Linked DNA regions of Homo sapiens: region 2 is linked to region 1. A link is a loop called in an ENCODE intact Hi-C map of the cell type or tissue named here. Cell type or tissue: prostate gland. All regions are shown on one strand. Links, peaks and the distances in the headings refer to the core of each region. The heading gives the core; the rest is flanking DNA.

Region 1 (9,843 bases), core at 1,023-9,022:
GGGGATGGAATAAATAGTTTAACTTGAACCAGAAGAGAAAATGCTTTAGGGAGGAGAATAGATCTCAAGAAGTAGATATGCCCATCCCAATCCCCCTTCAAGATGTTTTCTGTGTCCCCACTGCTAGCCTCTGCCTTATATATGTTAGGGGCTGGGGGACATGAAAGATAGTGTCCCACATACACTCTTCCACTTGCTGGAGGGATCCTGGAGCTATTTGGGTCAGTTGTACCATAAGCTTTAGGGTTCCCAGGTATTGCTTTCAACATGTATTTATTAAGGATTTGTTTTGTACCAAGCACCAAGGAATATAAAGGCAGATGGCATTTCTAGCCTTCAGTGGCCTGAGACTCTGGTCCTGTCCTCTGAAAGTCCGTGTTTCCCACAATGCACTGTTTCTGGCCTCAGAATGACCACTGTCAGCTTCATTTAAAAAAGGAAAATGGATCAATGTGTGCCTTCATTTCTGAAGATGGCTTTCCTGTGCTTCATGAGCAAGATCTGATGGGGGGCGGAGCGGGGGATGCAGTGCCTCCATCTCTGCTTCCTCACCCAGCCTCCTGTGCTAGCAGCAAGCATCCTCTGGGGGCTGTGGACCCAAGATGGTCCATTTGTGGGTAAGGTCATGGGGACACCCTTGTGCTAAGACAAAGCCACATCTGTGGCCATAGAATACAGCCAGTAGTGGCCCAGGGGGAGAACAAATCTCTGACCCACTAGGGCCAGCCACCACAACCAGACTTACCAAAGGATCTTACCTGAACACACATCTCTCAGTCTACTGCCATGTGTTCTGGGGATGGATACCTCGTTTCCCAGTTTGTCATTAAAATGTTCATTTCTGGGAGAGCCAGGACTTTCACCATAAAGAGTCCAGCATTGGATTTCAGTAACCCCAGTGAATTTATAATAATGCTGACAGCTGCCCGCTGCTGACCTCAGCTTCATTCATTTTCCAAGGGCTTTCAGACCAAACCTGTTGAGGATAAAATACATCAGCTCTAATCAATAATTTTGTAATAGAAATACTGTGCACTTGATAAATCAACTCTAGTGCAATTAGTGACTAGCCTTGAAGCCCAGACCTAAGTATAAGTTAATCCTAAAGTGAATGGAGTGGGGGAATGTTAATGGTCTTTCAAATCAGTGGAATTATTTTCAGTGGTTGACACATCTCTGCCTGCCCCCTGAGCTGGTTGGTCGTTGCTCTTGTGTGGGCTCAGGAGCTCAGGCCCAGCTGTCTGGAGCAGGGGTGGAAAGTGTGGTGGTGTCCTTCATAGCTCCATAAGGGCGCGCAGAGCACAACAGAGAGGGGTCTAGAGACCCGCTCCTTGCACCCTGGGCTGGGTGGGGGCACTGCAGGGTCTAGGAGGCCCCTAAAGCTGATCAACCTGCAGGTTGGTGAGAACCATCCAAGGAGCATGTGCCCGGGTGTATCATTCATGGTTGCTTGTGTTTTGCAGAGGTTTTTTTTTTATTTGGTTGGTTGGTTGGTTGGTTGGTTTGTTGTTGTTGTTTTGAGACAGACTCTCACATGTTGCCCAGGCTGGAATGAAGTGCAGTCTTGAACTCCTGAGCTCAAGTGAACCTCTTTCCTCAGCCTCCCAAGTAGTTGGAAATGTAGGTTCATACTACCATGCCCGGCTTTGGTTTTTTTGTGTGTTTTTTGTTTTTTCTTTTTTTGTTTGTTTGTTTTTGGTAGAGACAGGGTCTCACTATATTGCTCAAGCTGGTCTCAAACTCCTGGCCTGAAATGATCCTCCTACCTTGACCTCCCAAAACACTGGAATTACAGGTGTGAGCCACTGTGCCTGGCCTCTGCAGAGTTTTGACTTTCAGATATACACCGTGATGTATATTACCATAGCCACCCTGGGAGACGGTCAGGAAGGCAGAAGTTTGTGGCCTGGTTTACAAGCATGTTTTTGTTTTGTTTTTGTGAGAAAGCTGGGCTACAGAATGGCCATGTGACTTATTTAAAATCACACACCTGGTTACCGGAGAGCAAGGCTTTGGTTAAAGGTGAAGAACCCTGGACTTGAACCCAGGTCTCTGGCCTCCTTAAGTAGCCCTCTGGAGAAGCCGTGTTTTTTATGAGGGACACACCTGCCCCCCAGGACACCGGGCACAAGCAGGAATAAAGACCATGTAGGAAAAATAATAAAATAAAATAAAAGCCCATGTAGGGACAGCCCAAGTAGCCTCAGCTTCTAGCTCTATATAGGCCAAGCGCTCAGTCTCTGGCCTAAAACCTCATAGTCTGATCTTTCAGATGTAGATTTCAGAACTGGACCTACGGGACATCTGCCATGGAGTTGAATGTGGCAGATATTTATTAAGTATATAACAATAGTAATTATTGTTATATGTGGTAGGTACTGTCCTAAGCCTGATTCAAGGGTGCTTTTGACTGTATCAGAAACCTCCCAACTCTGATTAAACACTATAGGTTAATGTTACAGGGAATTAAATATTATGGGGGATTTATTGGCTGACATCCTGGAAGCTCCATAGAAGAGTGGGCTTCGTGCCTGGCTTGTTCAGGGATCCTTTTTCTGCAATTCTCTTAGCTTCGCCCTCCTTCTCATTTCAATACTGTCTTTATATTGGTTTTCCTCATGGTGGCAAAATGATTGCAGCAGTTTCTGGCATCATACCGTCCTGTCCAGAAGAGGGGAGTCAGATGGTCTGGAATGCTAGGAAGAGTCCAGAGCTTTGTGCTGCTTGGCTAAGGCTGGGGTTACAAAACCAGTCACTGAGGGTGGGATCCACCCCCTCTAAACCGAATGGCTCTTTACACGGTGGTGTAAGGATGGGTTCCCAAAGGAAAACCTGCATGCTGATAAGAGGGGAAAAGGAAGAATGATGCCAGAGAGACAACCAGTGGATGCCCACCACAGCCCTGGAAGTTCCTGGAAGTTCATGGATAAATACTAAGCAGTCTCCACGCCATTGAAGATCTCCCAACCTAGTGTGGAAACTAATGGGTAATTACAATAGGATGCCATAAGCCCGGTAACATAAGCCTATCCAATGAACAGAAGTAGCACAGAGGAGGAAGTGATCAGCTTTGTCTGGGAAGTCAGGGAATGTTTCACAGGGGAGTGAATATTTCCACTTTTAAAGGACAAATAGGAGCTCCCCAGGGGGCCGGGGAACATCATGGGCAAAGCCACCAGACCTCGGGACAATGGAGTGAGGTGGAGGCCCTGCTTTATTCTGGCTGGAGAATAAAATGCAACAGGGGAGTAACTGTAGGTAAAGCCAGAGAGCTGGGCAGAATCAGAGCAGGGGACCCTTGGTACTACGCTAAGGAGACTGGATTTACATGGGCAGGGCCTGTGAGATCATGGGAGGCCTGAAACTAGGAACTGACATCAGATTTGTATGTTAGACAAGCTTTGACAACATTGTCCAGGATGGATTCAAGACGCAGGACTGAGGTGGGAGGACAAGTTACAGATAATTCGTGTACATTGTAAACACTCCATAGATGTTAGTATATAGCTGCTCAAGAAGCAGTAGGCCTTTTGCTCTTATCCATAAGACGATTAACTCTGGACTCAACATCATGCTAGGGGCTGGGGTGGGCTGCAGAATAAGTCCATGGCATGGTCCTTGCCTTTAGCCGACTTCCAGTCCTCTGGGGAGGACAAAAGTACACAACCGATGTGAGAGCTAGCCTTTAATAAGGATAGATTCCTACAAGGTCAGAGAGTACCCAGAAGGCAGGAAGCTTAGTGGAGGAGGCAAGACATGACACAGGGCCTGGAGAATTTGGAGTGGGAAGCTGTCTGCTAGGCAGGGAATATGGGCTTGAAGAGATAGAGACAGTCAAGGTTCTGGGAGATCTTGAAAGCCATGTTGATATAGTCACAGGAGAGGGAGGTTCGTATTCTTCATGCAAGTGGCGCTCAGTAAGGACAGAACCATCTAAAGAAGATAAGCCTGGCTGTAGCTCCACAAAGAACAGCCTGACCCCTAATCCTGGGGTCTGGGGCTGGGGCTGGGCTCGTGACCTGGAGCAAGGGGTGTGGAGTGAGAGGCATTGAGAAAGCAGACACAGGAGGGCATTCCATGGCAAATCTCTGCCTTAGTTCCCTTAACTTTCCTTTGCTTCTGCCAACAAGTTGTTATTTATTCCCTGCTTGGGGCTATTGTTTCCCATTCCTTTGCCCTTGAGGTGGCCACTGTCCCCTTTCTTTCTGCCACTCCATTTCCCTCTGTCCTTGTCTTTGCCCTCTCTGTCAAAATTTGGCTCAAAGTGCCAGAAAGCCATACCTGATTCACCCTACCTGGGGCACCCCCTCCTTTGCCCATGTCCTCAGTCCTCTTCCTCATGGGTGAGCTCTCCTGAATGAAAGGTGAGATTATGGGTCCTTGGAAGATATTTTGCATGTGTCTGCGGGTGGCACCTGCTTTCCCCAACAATACAAACCATCAGGCCTCCCGGCGGCAAAGTCAGCCTAGTCCTCATTCTTCATATGGATAAGTAATTACTATGCAATTAGAAAACACAGAAAATGAAGGGGCCCTTTGTTCCTGGTTGCTTATTAATATTAATTTTTTTAAAAAGGTCTCCCTTCCCAGCTTGGGATCCTACAGAACAGGAAGCAGACAAATAATGCCTTTGAACAGCTGTGATGGGCTGTTGAAATTAGATCTGTCAGGGGATGAGAACACCACGATGGCAGCCACTCCGTGGTATAGGCTAAGAGGGTTCCAGGGGAAGGTATCTTGTAAGTGGTCAATAGAATGCTAGAGACACATCCTAGTCAATTTGAATACAATAATGATAATAGATGTTAATAATAATAGCTCACATGTATTATGAGTGAGCCAAGTACCATGTCAAGCCCACCTGCCTTATCCCATTAAATTCTCATAACCCTATGAAGTGAGCACTGTCATTCTCATTCCCATTTTAAAGATTTAAAAACTGTAGTTTGGAAAGGATAGTAGCTTATCTGAAGTGGCAGAGACAGGATTTGAGCCTAAGCCTGTCGTCATTCTGTCCTCTAAGCCACTGTCAGCGGACGCTCCATCGTACCAGCCCTGGGATGGCTGAGCCAGGCTCTGCAACCTTAAAACAGACACTCAAGAAAAAACCACAGCTGCTCTTAACTAAATTCTCCATTATCCTTGGGGGAGGAGATAACCCCAAATCATTTACGAGTGGCCTCAGGAGGCGGTATAAGTATTTTTTGCACCTGCTCCTGCTGTTGCAGACACTGCCTGGCTTTGGCTGACAGGTTTCTGGTCCCTGAATGCACTCAGACCAATGTCAGACAAAGGAGGCCGGGAGGAGGCGTGGTCGTGTAAGAGGAAGCCAGCCTGAAGAGAATTATTGGAAGGGAACCTTTAGCTGAAACAAGGCTGAGGGAAGTTAGCCAATGCCCAGAAGAAACTAGGCGATGGAGCACGGGCGGGCTTCTCTGGGAAGACAGACGTCCTCTGTAGGGATGAGTCAACATTTTTTCCTGTGGGCTGCGAGGACCGCTTCTGGAAGGTCGCTGGGAAGCCCCGCCCGGCCTTAGGGCTGGGAGGGGATTGGCTGCCCAGTTGCTGGGGCTTTGCTCTGAGCCAGTGGCGGGGTGGAGGGGCGGGGCCAAGGCGGGAGCAGCGGGCTTCTTGGCCAATCATCCTGCAGGGAGGCTGGGCACCCGGTACCATGGCAACCGCGAGCAGGGCCTCATTTGTTTTGTAGATGAGTAATTACTACACAATTAGAGAAAGCTAAAAATAAAGGGGCCCTTTGTTCCTGGTTACTTATTAATATTAATAAAATGGTCTGCCCAGGTCTGTGGTAAACATTTGATGCCTGCGTGCCTGTGGCAGAGGCTTGTGTAGCCGGGAAAGGCACCCCAGCCCCGCTCGCCCCTCTTTCGGGAAGTTATTTCTGACTATATCCTGGAGAGGGTGGGCTTCTGACCTTGGGGAGAAGAGGAGAGGCTCAGTGTGACAGACATAGGATCCAGGATGTCCTGGAGTCCGGGTCCGTCACTGACTCAGGTGGAAAGGTGGCGGCAGCGTCACCATCCTTCAGAGAAAAGACAGACACACAGCAGCAAAGCAGACACTATGGACCGGTGTCAGAGGAAACCCCTAGTCCAGTTTTGCTGTGTCCTTCTGTGTTTTCTGGCTTTTGATTGATCAGCTCCAGGTGTGTAAAATAGTCGTTAAGTCTTCAATGGAGGTAGCCCCCAAGACTCCAGTGACTCCCCTCCCATCTGGCTTAAAGGGCACATTCCGTTCAGGCTTGGAAATGATCTGCTGGAGGTTTACACTGTGTTCAGGGTTGTCCCCGTGGCTCCCCATGCCCTGGCCTTCGAAGTTAAAGCAGCTGAGAGGCTTGCTTTCTATTCCTTCTCCCTCCTAGGGGGAGAGGTTGCCTTGTTGATTACTCCAGTGAGGATGATTAACAGCTTAAAAAAAAAAATAGAGGCAGCATAAGAGCATAGAAGGCAGAGTAGGGAATCAGAAGACTTGGTTCCAGGCCTGCTTCCACCTCTACTAAACGAGGAATTCAGACTAAAGGGTCCTTGGGAGCCATTTCAGCTCTACAGCTCTGTTTTGCTGCTGTTTCCAAAGCTGGAAATCCCTTTTCCTTGGAGATAGGAACAGGGACAGTGACAGTGCCTTAAGATCTGAGAGAACAGGCCGGGCACGGTGACTCACGCCTGTAATCCCAGCACTTTGGGAGGCCGAGGCGGCTGATCACTTGAGGCCAGGAGTTTGAGACCAGCCTGGCCAACATGGTGAAACCCCATCTCTACTAAAAATACAAAAATCAGCCAGGTGTGGCGGTGTGTGCCTGTAGTCTCAGCTACTGGGGAGACTGAGGCAGGAGAATTACTTGAACCCGGGAGGCCCAGGTTGCAGTGAGCTGAGAGTGCGCCACTGCACTCCAGCCTGGGTGACATAGCAAGACTCCCTCTCAAAAAAGGGGAAAAAAAAAGAAAAAAGATCTGAGAGAAGTGAGTGGAGAGAAAGCCAAGAGGTTCCAGGTGATAGGAAACTTCGTGGGAATTTGAAAACAGCCATGAATTGTTTAATGCATGAAGGCAATGGGAGGGACAGAAGCGGTTCCAGAACTGTGTATCATTTTACACATCTGTCCTCAGACTTCCATCCTTGGGTGTGGTTGATTAAATCTCTTAGGGTTTGATTCTGTGTGGATGGTATTCATGAATAATAGTGGACCTGTTAATAGCTGCTGTCAATGAGCAAATCAACCCAGAGATTGTGGCCAGTTCAGTGGCTCTTGAACTTTGCTGCTGTTCCTAATAGGAACTTTGATCCTGTTAGGATCACCTGGGGAGTTTTTAAACTGTGCAGTGGCCAGGCTGCATCACAGACCCATCAAACCAGAATCTAGCAGGGTGAGCCTCAGGCAGGCCCAGTGTGTAACACGGGGCTCAAGTATCATCATGTTCTTGCTGGATGTAAAGCTCCATAACATCTTTGTGGCTGTCACTGGTACCCCAGCCTCCTCTAACTGGGAGGTGGGGAGGTGGGGCTGGGATCTCTAGCCTGCTGCTGTGGAGCCCACGGCTCTCCAGCCTCCATTAGTCTTCCCAGCAGGGTCAGGAAGGCCACCCTCCAGGGTGGACCAAGGGGTTTTTGTCCTCATAGAGGGACCCTCCTGTCTCTCTCGAGGACAGGCCAGTCCTGGCTGAGATTAAGGGCATGTACCAGTAGAACTAGCAGCCTGCAGCAACTGTAAACAGAGAAGCAGCCGCCCTCCTTGACTGACCAATGGGAGCCTTTTGGTAAGGTCGGAGTTTGTTTGTTATTAAAGACCTAATTAGAAACATGAGAGGGAGCTGAATGGCTCTGTGCTTGGCTAATTAGTGACATGTATGCGCCTGCTTTGAACTTCAAGGACACAGAACTATTAGTGCTTACATCAAAAATGGATTAAACTCCTGTGCTTTTATAATTATTAAAAAGGAGCTACTCAAGTGGAAAGTCTTTTGTGTGGGTCCTCAAGGGGCTGCCCCTGGGATAACTTCCCCACCCCACCCTGCCCCCTGCCTGCTAGAGCCCCAGCAGTGAGTTTTCTATTAGATATGATTGGGCAGTAAATACCGTTCAGCCCTAGGGTGTGCCAGCTCCCAAAAGGACTTGGCTCTCAGCAGAATGGAGTGGTCTTTTAGGACTGAGATCAGCTCTCTGGGTGGCCCCCTGGGTCCAGGCACTTTCCTGGGGTGGGGGAGGGGAGTTCTAGCGAGGGCCCAGGGTTAACCAGGGCTTACTTTCCCTCTGGCAGTGCCCTCTCTGCTTCCACGCTGACCCCACCAGTACTGCAAGTCTGCTTATTCTTTGGGCTGTGGCGTAGTGGAGGGTGGCCTAGTCCTCAGGAGAGAGGCAGTCCTGTATCTCTTGGGGCAGTCAGATCCTGACCTCAGGGAACCCCCACCGTGATGGAAGAGATGTTTCCACTGCCAGGGAGCTCCCAATTTGGAAAGGCAACAGGGTCCAAGCCCTTAGGAGCTTCTACTCCAAGGCTGGAGAATCTATTCTGTGTCCTTGAATTTGCAGTTTCTCTGGGGCAAAGAAAGATCCAAGTAAACAGAGGAAACCTTGTCAAAGTGTGATTCCAGAAGGGACAACTGAGCAGCATGATTTAAAAAGCATGTGCCTTCAAGTTAGAGCCAGATTTGGTCCTGTCTGAGACACTGTGTGGCATTGGACACATTTCCTAGCTGTTCAAACCCTTGGTCTTCTTATCTGTAACAGGGGTTACACAGCTGCTCTTACAAGATGTTCGGAGCATGAAAAAAGATCGTGTGAAACACCTACCAACATGCCTGGCAACACAGTAGGGGCTCATAAGTATGAGTTCCCTTTCCAGCCTCACACCTGCAGAAGCTACAGCTTCTAGAACTTTGTGCTTCTTGCCTCATTGGTTTTCACCTCCAGGCCCTGTTTTGTCCCTACCAGTATCAGGCCTAACAGGGGCAGAGTGATATCTAATTCTTACATAGCTTTTCATCATGATTGAGAAGACTACATTAGGCTGCCTCGTAAGTCTGTGGTCCCAGCCTTGGATTTCACAGTGTTTTCTTTTAGCAGCAGTCTGTCATGCAGAAACTGGGCCTGCAGTGAGTGCAATCACTTATAAGACACAAGCAAGGATCTGAGCCTCCTGGCAGGTAGCAGGCAGGGAGGTAGCTTTCAGGTTGGGAATTGGTGCCTGAGCACACCACAGAGCAGCAACATGAGAGGGTGGCTGGCGACATGTGGGGAAAAGCCAAACTGACTTCTTTTTTGAAAAAAAGAGACGAGTGTGCTTCAAAGACAGAGGCAGTCAATGGATCAAAGCAAAGCAAGGGACATTTTCAGGACTGAACTAGGAGAAACTTGGAGCCACCAAACTGTAAGAGACAGTAGGGAGTTGTCTCCGGGCAGCAAGCTCCCTGTCTATTTCCTGTGGAGTCTCAGACCTGGGAGGGCTGGATGAGGAAGCAAAGGCTCTGGTATCACCCAACAGGGGCCACCTCTCTGCCTTTTCTCTGCTGAGTGGTGATGGTGGCATCTCGCCTCCCCAGGGCTGCGTGCCCAGCTGCTGGGTGGTTCAATGCAGCATGGCATGGGTGCTGCAGGTTCCGGGGAGCCTCCTTGTCTGTTATTCCTTGCAAATTCTAACCTGTGTGGGCCTGGAGTCTGAAGCCAATTAATTTAAGGAAGAGGCAGCAGGATGTTAGTGTTAAAACACCGCCTGCTTCAGCCAAACCATAAACATTTGTCTCCCGGGTTGGTTTTCCCTCCTCTTCTGAAGCGCTTTAGAGACTCAGGGTAAGGTGTTGTTGAAGCATCCGTTCACGGTGGAGAGGGATC
Region 2 (9,843 bases), core at 1,292-9,291, 260 kb before region 1:
GAGGCCTGCAGGTTGGTGCTGGGCTTCTCCCTTCTGTGCCTGTTTGGAAAATGCATTGAGAGCTGAGTCTCCCTGGGGCCCTTTGCAGCTGAACCCTCCCCTGTCAAATGCCCAAGGAGACTCGGAAACCATGCGAGGCCTGTACCTGTCAGCATTCTCTGACCTGAATGTCTGTGAGACAGCAGTAAAATTACCCCCTGGGCTCTGCTTCTGGAACAGGCTGGGACCAACCCAAGAGCCCCACAGCAGCCAGGAAACAGAGTGTGAGAAGGTGTGTGTATGATAGAGAGTCAGACCGACTGATAGGACATGTCACCGTGGGTGAGGTGTTTAATTCGGCCTCTTTCTAGTGGGTGAAGGGAGATGGTGCCTTGAGAGTGGGTTCTTGCTGAGGATGACACATTCCTCAGATGGCCCTGTTGCCTTAGGAGGGCTGACCCTTGTTGGCTTTTGTGTATACCACCCTCCTCTGGCCCCTGTGGAAATGGCAGGTTCAAGGAGGCTGCGTCCTGCATCTTTGAGTAATTGTGGACATCGCGTGGGAGCCCAGGTCTGGGACAGTCTCCTCCTGACAGGTTTGGGTCTTCCCTGCTGAAGGGCTGACATGGGAGAGAGCTGCTGAGGCGTCCTGAGAAGACACAGTGCCCGTGCTAAGCTCCATCACTTGTTTCCTCCCACGATGGGTGTCGTGCTTGCCATGGGTACAAAGGCACAGCCACCCACTGGCCAGGCTGAAGGTTCTGTGCTGTTGGTTTGCCCAGGGTGATAGGCAGCTATGACCCTGTCCCCAGGTGTGTCTGTTTGTGAACTACTGTCTGGGATGAGGGCCATGACCTTTATTCAGCCTCAAAATGGAGATGTTCTTGTCTCTGGTATTAATTTCTGCCTGGATAGGAGACCGTGCAACAAAGAGAAGCCAGCCTCCTCCAGCCCAGCCTTGCATTCTGAGTGGCTCTGAGCTGCCCTTCCAGGTTGGTTTTGAAAAGGCCTCCCCCATGGCCCTTTCTGGTATTGTCAGCTGGGGATGGATTCATTCTGGCTGGGTCTAAAGAATAGCCAAGTGTGTTGATGACTGTGTACGTTATAGCACTTCTCTCTTCCAGACTGATGTAAAGCAGTAAGGGGGATTTGTCCATCACCCAGCCCCACCCTGCCTAGGGAGAGGGATTGGAAATAATTAAATGAGACAGGTCCGGCTTGCATAATGGAAAGCTCTGGAGGGTGAGCCCTCTTTGCTATCTTTCTGCTTTTAAAACAAGTCCAGGGGTAGTGTTTGCAAACATGAAGTGGGATTTCTTTTTCGAGCCATAACCTGCCTTGGAATCTCATGGGCCTATTTGTGTCAGAAAAGTCGGTGCTGCCCAGATGGGCTTTTAGAGTATTCCAGACAGGCTTCTACTTGCCAACACATAGCACATCTCTGCACGTCCCCAACCCTTGGTTTCTTTCTGTCTCTCTCTCTCTCTTTCTTCCTTTCTGTATTTCTGTTTCTCTCTCTGTTGTTTTTCATTAACACTTATCATTGTGACCCAGTATGCCTCCAGTAAGACACACTGCAAGCTTTGGCCATGCCCACAGTGGCCACCATTGCTGCCCTTAGAACAGTTGTCCTTTTGTCTGAGAAGCAGTCACAAACCATCTTCCCTGGCATGGCACTCGCTGGGTCTGAAGCTGCCCAGTTAATTTTGCAGTAATGTTTGTGGACTCTGGCAGGATGTGCAGACTTATCAAGTGTTTTATTAAAAGACCAAAGAGGCTTTTGAATGTATCAAAGCCATAATGCTCTTCAATGCTCATATTTTAGTAGCTTTTTTTTCATACATAGGTTCTGTGCATTATTTGTGTCTGTCTGCAGAATGGCTTATTTCTCATTTGGCTGGTGGCTTGTGTTACTGTGTGTGTCCCCTTGGGCAGGACTCACCACCTCTCAGGATTCTGGCATAACTTATTTGAATCCAGAATGATCAAAGTCAGGGAGACTCTGCTGCTGGGCCTTGGGAGCACTACAATGATTAAATCCAGTGGTTGTGAAAGGAGGTAACAGGTAAATTGACAGACTGCCTCTCCCCTTCGGTACTTTATACTCTGGTTGAAGGAAACAGAATGAATGTGCACACACACACACACACACACACACACACACTTGCATGAAGTATATTCACACACATGTGTACACCCCCTGTGCACACACATTTCTAACTGTATGAAATTGTTTTTGACTCTCTTTAACCAACTGCAATTTAATGAGGTGTATGCGAGTGCAAAGTGTGGGATACTAGGCCAGGCCATTTACTCACATTATCTCATTTAATTTTTCTCTGGGGGGCTGGTAGTGGTATTCTCCATGTTGTAGACTGTTAAGTGGGGTCTTGATGGGATTGTCTCTTGGACTCAAGGTCACAGCTCTCCAGGAGGTAGAGCTGGGTGTGGACTCCCCCTCCAGGCTTGTCTGATAACAGCATCTGAACTCTGCACCCTGTGCCAACTGCTGATCAGTCCCCAAGATGGACTGACGATGGGCAAGATGCAAAGGACAGGAAGATATTGTGCCCTTCAGTGTGCCCCGGAGTGCTGGGGACCTGGACATTCATCACCTCATTTTACCTGTGCAGCAGATATTGGTATCCTCCAGTCTATTTGGCGAAGGTAGACAGTCAGGGCCAGGGAGGCTGAGTGTCAGCAGAGGTCACCCAGGTAAGACAGTGTAAGAGCCAGAATTCATACCCTACTTCCTTTTCCTCCAAGTCTAGAACTTTCCTTTCACAGCTTCCATGCAAGGTGTACCACTCTCTTTTTAGGTCTCCTTGCCGTCATTCCTCTCTCCTCTCCCTCATCCCATCCTGCCCGAGGTGGCAGCTTCTCCAACTGTTTATTTCAGGTGGCAATCAAGATGGGTAAGACTGCTATCAAGGGGCTGAGCTAAGGGAGTTTAAATATGTCATTACTGTAAGTGGAGTGGGTACAGAGTGACACACCGGGAGCTTTAAATAACTTAAATTGGAGGCTTGTAAACCCTTTTGTGTTTTTCTTCCACCTTCCTCCCAGAAAACACACCCCCTCTCCCCAAGGTTAGAGATGTTGTTACTTGTTTATATTTAAGATCAGGTCACGAAGCGTGGCCACTGGCATAAGGACTCTGCCAACTGAGGTTAACAGCTAACAGGTTGGCAGAATCCACACGTCACCATGAGCTACCCAGGGGTGAAGATGGCATTCCCACCCCTGGGTAGCTGTTCCGGGGTTGTCTGTCCTTGGAGAAGGGTAAGGCAGCAGATACTCCAGGGCTTCATGCTGGGCCTAACAGTGGACTGACCTCCCTGGGACAGCCTGATGGGTTGTTCCTTTGCTGGCCTCGGCTTCTCTTCTCAGGGAAGGGGTTGGAAAACTTAAAAAGGGCCAGATATTAAATATTTGCAGCTTTGCAATCCATGTAGTCCTTGTTGCAGCTACTCACTTCTGCTCTTGTAGGATGAAAGCAGCCATCACCAGCAGGTAAACAGATGCATGTAGTTGTGTGCCAATAAAACTTTATTTACAAAAACAGGTGATGAACCAGATTTGGTCTGTGGACCATAGTTTGCTGACCCCTGGACTGAATTATTCCTGAGGTTAGTTTTAAGCTTGAAAAGTCAGTAATGTAGAAAGTATTCAAACATTAATAGGATGGATAGATTATAATCTAAGGTATCTATAGGCTATAACCAAAATAATACGTTGTCAGTAGTAATAAGCATGGTATATAATCAGCAGTCTAAACCATGTTAGAGTTTATTTTGGGACTTCATGACGCAGGGACAGTGAAGGGATTCTTTATTTGGAAAAAGCCACTATTTATAAACTGGAACTTCATCCTATGAGTAAGAGCCAGAAAAACTGTTATAGTATTTCCATCTCCCTATTTCACCAGCTAGATGTAATTAATGACACTCGGAATTTTTGAGGTCCAGGTTTTACTATGAAGATCCTTTTACTGTGCGCTGTTTCTGAATTGGAGTTACTGGTGCTAAGCTTTCTAATGCATTTTACAATGTGCTTCTCAAGGGTGTCAAGTGAGATGGTTGGCAGATCTATTATGTAGGTGGTGAGGCTGATGTTGAGAAAGGTGAGGAAGTTCTCCAAGATCACTCAGCCCATGCTGAGGAGAGCCTGGATAGTCACTTGTTTGTGCACAACCTACCCTTCGCCTCTTTTTACTTTTATAAAGCCCCACCTCCCACTTTACCACCAAGCAGCATCTTTCTCAGAAGGAGCAGGTTTTGTTCATTTGTCAAAAACGTTGATATACAGTAATTTGTTTTACTGCCCTGGGTTTCTTAGTGGACGTTATCTGTGTTCCTGATTCCATACACACAGGAATGATGTATATAGGCCATTCCAAAAAATGGCAGGTAAATGATGCTCCAGATATGCCCGTGTAGACCCTGGCGACGAGGCGGCCTGTTCTGCACTGTTCTCCCGGCAGAGCCACCCGGAAGAGCCCAGCCTGGTAATTAAAATGCACTGGATCAAAGAAACTCCACACACACGGGCTTCCTCCTTCTCCCCTTCAGGCCCCTCCTTCAAGTACCGGTTTCTTAAATTCTCACTTATAGGATTTTGGAGATCAAAAAGAGGCCTTTAAACTTAATGAATTCTCCGCTTCGTCCCGGATGGAGCCGTTCCGCACCTTTCAGCTGTTCCCGGGAATGATAGGGCAGCTCAGTGCCGAGCTCGCTAGGTAATTCTCGCTTTCTAGAACTCCTGTGAAAGCAAAGCAGCCCGCATTTGGAGGCTTCCAATTATACTTCACATGGTGAACTGTGTAATTAGTTTGGAAGACTTATGCTTAGTCATTGGTTTATCCTAATCGGCTTTGGCTTTCCCCAACAACAAAGTGAGCTTATTTTGCTAAGCTGAAACGACTCTGCACCCTTTGTTCCTGCCTTTTATTGTCTCATTCCTTTCATTCTGTGTTACTGCCAAAGTTCTGTTTCATTAGGCCTACAAGTCATTTCCAATTCAGTGGGCTGCTACAATCCGGCCTTTATCACGGGCTGCTCTGGTTCCCATGTCCCTTCTGGGCCAGTGCCTGAGTTTGTGGTTTGACATGAGGGCTTTAACCCCTTCCTGTGCCAGCCCCTCACTGTGGTGGCCGGGAAGAAAAGGCCTTCCAGGAACCGGCGTGGAAAGTTACAGCTCTTGAGGTCTCGTCAAAGTGGGAGATCGCTGTGGAAACCAGGTGAAAGGGTCCTTGGAGCCCTTTGTGTCGGATTGGGGTTGTGTGGGGGCCCATAAAAGTTAACTTGAGCTCTGGAGAATGGTGTGTGAAAGCTTTTTAGGGGAAGAAAAAAAGAAAACAAGAGTGAATTGTTTTTTTTAATGTAATGAGACCTTCCCGTTTATCCGGCCAGCGTGGGCGATTGTGGGTGAGTGAGGCCCGAGGAAGCGCTGGGTGCCTGCGATCTCCCAGCTCCGGGGTTTTCTGTGCAGGTGCGAAGCTGCATTCATGGCCCCCACTCAGACACCCCTTTTGATACTGTATGTGTGAGGAGAGTCATACCTGGAATAAAAGTCTCATAAAGCCCTTTGAAATTTAAAAGGCATGAGATCTGTGAGAAGATAAATAAGCCTGAGAGTGGACTGTGATCCTCAGGTAGTGTTTTCTTGCTTTAAATGTGTGTCGTAGATAAACAGAGCTCTGTGCAGTGTGGTTCTCTCAGAGGAGGCTTGGAAAACAAAAGTCTTGTGTGTCCTTTGTGGACATCTGAGCTCCCGTGAGGCTTTGTCCTCTGAAGTGGTTCATGTAGGTGGGTTGCCCGGGGAGTGGTCAGCCTCCCGGGCCTCACCCTGTCCTCTGCTCCACCTTTTTCTGGAGAGCCTGGGTGTTGCCCTTCAGACCTTCTTCAACGACAATTGTAGGCTGGACCAGGAAGGACCATGCGCACGCTCTTCCCTGGCTGAAGGCTACTTTTGTGTTTAAATTTTCTTCCTCTAATAGCCCAGAACAAAGCCAACACTGTCCCCATGTTTTATTAATCTTCTGCCTGGTTTGTGTCAGCATCTCCCTCTGGAAGTGTGTCATAAGGGGAGGGGACTTTATTTGCCCCCTGACCCCTGGCCAAGCTGCTCAGTGGGAAACAGCACAGCGAGTAGACAGGAGAATCCTGCTTCCTCTGCCTCCTCCACCTTCTAGGCCAGGTGGCAGAGGCAAACAAACCTTACCCATGAGTAATATGATCCTGGGGCTTTGCAGGTAAACCCTCCTGCTAAACAACTTTGTGTTTTCCTGGTGAACTTTTCCTCCATAGACTGATTTCGGCTGAAGCCAGTAAGGTTGTCGAGTTCTAAAGATTGAGCACCCTAACGTTACTTCTCTTAAATTTTCGTATTTTTGCTTCAAAAAGGAGATTCTGAAATACTGGGTTTCTAGGAAAACTTCCCATTTCCCTCTTAGTATATAAAATATAGCCAGCTGTTGTTAGGCAAAGGCATCAGACATTATTATTGCTCGTTAACAGTGTTTTAAAATATACAAATAGAAAACTAGGATGCCTTCTGGGTAGCAAGCTGGGAAAACTTTGAGATTGTGCTAATCAAATGCCATGTGCATTTGCATAGTAGGTAGAGGAACAAGGCCGAATAGAAGAACAAGGCTCAAACTTCAGCTTTGCTGTTTGACCGCATTTCCTGGTATGATTTAGCTGTATTTACTTTTTCTGCTGCGGCAAGGAGAGGAGAGCCAGCGGTAGGGGAGCCCTTGGGCACAAAGGAGTTAATGAGCCCTGGGTGGGTAGGGGCGGGGGGGCGGTATGAAGTACTTCCACCAGCTCACCTTCCCAGAGTCCTCCTGGGCCCTCTGAAGACGTCACTTAACAATGGAGTTGTTAGTAGGAGAAAATAAAGCCTTTTTCTCCCTAGATGTAGTTCAGTGGGAACTGAAAGTGTACCAGAAATCATGGTTCAAGCTTGTGCCAGTGGGTGCAAGGGGTGGTTCTTATGGAGGAGAAAGCGCAGTTCATTTAGACTTGGCATTGAAATCGAACTCTGTTGTTCGGTGGAGTGAACATTGATATGGAGATTCCCACCCGCCCCCCACCTCCGTAGGATACCCCCTTACACAGGTCCTGTATGCTTTTCTTTTTCTTCCATTTTCTTTCTTTATTTTCTTCTTTTGTCCTCTTAGAAATAGTCTCTCTGTAGACCGGCCAGATTTGTCAAGTTACCACCCTCTAAATTTTTACAGCTCCGTATATTCAGACTTGGTATTTGTGAATTAGCTAAAAGTGGGCTGCCAATCTGTACTTTATTTACATTCGAAGCCATATTAGTGAGAGCCCCAGAAAAAAATGTTAATATGCAGGAAGAGGCAAAAGGGTTGAGTTTCTGACTGTTGCTAACCTCACCACTGCCTTTAAAACCAATCATGAGGCACACGGCTGATATTTAATAGCTTTTAGCTGATTATTTTTCTTCTCCTCCTCTTTCTTTTCTATCCAAGTTGACCTGGGTGTACTTGAGTGGAAATGAAGTCATCCAAATGCTGAATTAGAATAATCACAGGCCTCTAAGAATGAAATGGAAGCAGAGATTAAATGGCGGAGGGAAAGCCGGCATTAATAAGGACCAGGAAAACTTTGCATAAAATAAATAGGAGATGGAATAGATTGAATTTGTATATGCTGCTTCCATTTCTTCCTCCATTTTGTGTTGTCTTCCTAAGTCGAGTTACTGGCAAAGTGGGATTTGATTTGCCACAAGGACTCATACCTTCTGCAGCCTAGGTGATGGGCCTTTCTTCTTTGTGGGACGTTTGTGTGACCATTGATGTTTCCAGGAAGGAAGAATCTGATGGAGGGGCTGTTACCATGAAATGTTGATGATTACTTGGTACAAGTAGTGCGTGGGAGACAGATGAAAGAGTGTGGGGCACAGGCACAGTGGCTCACGCCTGTAATCCCAGCACTTTGGGGGGCCAAGGCGGGCGAATCATGAGGTCAGGAGTTCGAGACCAGCCTGGCCAACATGGTGAAACCCTGTCTCTACTAAAAATACAAAAAATTAACTGAGCGTGGTGGTGGGCACCTGTAATCCCAGCTACTCGGGAGGTTGAGGCAGGAGAATCTCTTGAACCCAGGAGGTGGAGGTTGCAGTGAGCCGAGATCGTGCCACTGCACTCTAGCCCGGGTGACAGTGTGAGACTCTGTCTCCAAAAAAAAAAAAAAAAATGGGGAGTATGGGAGCCAGTGCACCACAGGCCAACTTAATATTATGATGATTCCTCCTCGTAGGGAGAAGACCTGGGCAGGATGCAGGTAGGGTGACTGGTTGTCTGGGTTTGCCTGTGACTAAGGGGGTTTCTAGGAACTTGGGCCTTGCAAACTAGAATGAATTGGTCACCTTCAAGCGGAGTCTGGAGAAGTCAAGACACTTGGCCTGACACTCTAAAAGGGTCAGCATCTTCCTTGACCACCTCCAAGGAGATTTAAATACTCCTTCCTGCGTGCTCCAGAACACTAACTTCATACCTGTTTACATTCTGCCTTCTTCATTTAATCCAGCTGCTGGGTAAACAGCCAGCATGGGGCCTTGCGTGAGCACAGGCCGGCAAGTGTTAGATGAGCAAGTGGCTGCTGAAGGCAGGTCAGACAGACCCACAGTCTGTCTGTCTGTGCACCCCTCTGGGCTTCTATTTGGCGATTATTTCTGTGTCTCTTGAAAAAAAAAATTCTGCCCCAATGTAGCGAAAAGTGAGCTTCTTGTAGTTAAAGAGCAAAATAAGGATTTAATTAAATTAAAAAAAAAAGAAAAGAAAACCCAGCAGAGTGGTTTGTTTACAGGAAGTCGTTTTTAGGTGGTCTGTTATAGAAGATGTAATTTGTGAAAGTAGATTAGTTGTAAATTAGAGATTTTGGGTTGTCGAGGTCGCTAACCATCTTTTATAATTGGCGGCAGAGGTAAATATTTTCAGATTTGCTTATAGAGTGTTAGTATTGACAAAACAATTTAAGGTGTTTTTCACTTAAGGAAAAATAAGTGAGAGTATGGAATGATCAGAGACGGGCTTCCTGATCTTATTCCCAGCTTTCTTATGGAATGACAAGGGTATGGAAAGCAACAGGGAGATGAAATGCTGGAGTAGTTTGCAAGGGAGCTTGCAGATTCTCTGATAGGGAAACAGTTTTATTTATTTGTTTATTTATTTTATTTTACTTATTTATTTAGAGACAGGGTCTCACTATGGTTTCCCAGGCTGGAGTGCAGCAGCACGATTTCAGCTCACTGCAGCCTCAGTCTCTGGGGCTCAGGTGATTCCCCAACCTCAGCCTCCCAAGTAGCTAGGACTACAGGCATGCACCACCATGCCTGGCTAATTTTTTTGTATTTTTAGTAGAGACAGGGTTTCACCGTGTTGCCGAGGCTGGTCTCAAACTCCTGGACTCAAGTGATCTGCCTGCCTCAGCCTCCCAAAGTGTTGGGATTACAGGCGTGAGCCACCACACTCAGCCGATTTTTATTCTTTAATAAGAGCAACCCATTTCTTTTATCAACAGACTTGTTTTCTTAGCAAAAAGGGAGGACGTATTGATGTCACTGCTTTCCATTCAACTAAGTTGGTATTTGTGTTCAGATTTAGGGATTCCTGTTTGCCCGAACCGTTCATGTATCTTTTACCTTGTAATTGTCCCAACAGCCCTGTGAGGTAGGATAATTATCCCTATTTTAAAATTAGGTAAGGAAGACTAGGAGAGCATAAATGACTATGTAAGACCCCTTAGCCCAACAGCAGTGGGGCCCAAGGTTCAAATCTAGACTTCCTGGGTGAGGACTCTGGGTTTGTTGTTAAACTTAAGCTGTTTATCCTGA

What was found. A loop is a pair of places that touch in the nucleus more often than their neighbours do. Peaks named below come from ENCODE experiments on the same cell type or tissue, not always from the same donor. Only the 100,000 strongest peaks of a DNase experiment are listed, where the experiment ranks them.
Region 2: it touches region 1 in a loop (2.3-fold over the local background); 3 of 110 quality-filtered maps call a loop at or near these places.

The regions. Positions count from the first base shown.
Region 1 is chr17:57,657,579-57,667,421 of GRCh38, forward strand. The region is part of intron 11 of MSI2 (musashi RNA binding protein 2); the gene reads left to right. Among named protein-coding and RNA genes, the nearest start is that of MSI2-AS1, 54 kb to the left of the region's middle. RefSeq lists a silencer at 5,384-5,676 and an enhancer at 6,855-7,461. In prostate gland, for the core only: a CTCF peak has its summit at 5,385; a DNase peak (open chromatin) is centred at 5,453; H3K4me3 peaks cover 484 bases; H3K27ac peaks cover 2,456 bases.
Region 2 is chr17:57,401,822-57,411,664 of GRCh38, forward strand. All of the region lies in intron 6 of MSI2 (musashi RNA binding protein 2), which reads left to right. Among named protein-coding and RNA genes, the nearest start is that of MSI2, 150 kb to the left of the region's middle. RefSeq lists an enhancer at 8,891-9,392. In prostate gland, for the core only: no CTCF peak of the experiment used is centred there; DNase peaks (open chromatin) are centred at 1,360, 4,890, 5,740, 6,190 and 4 weaker places; H3K27ac peaks cover 5,613 bases.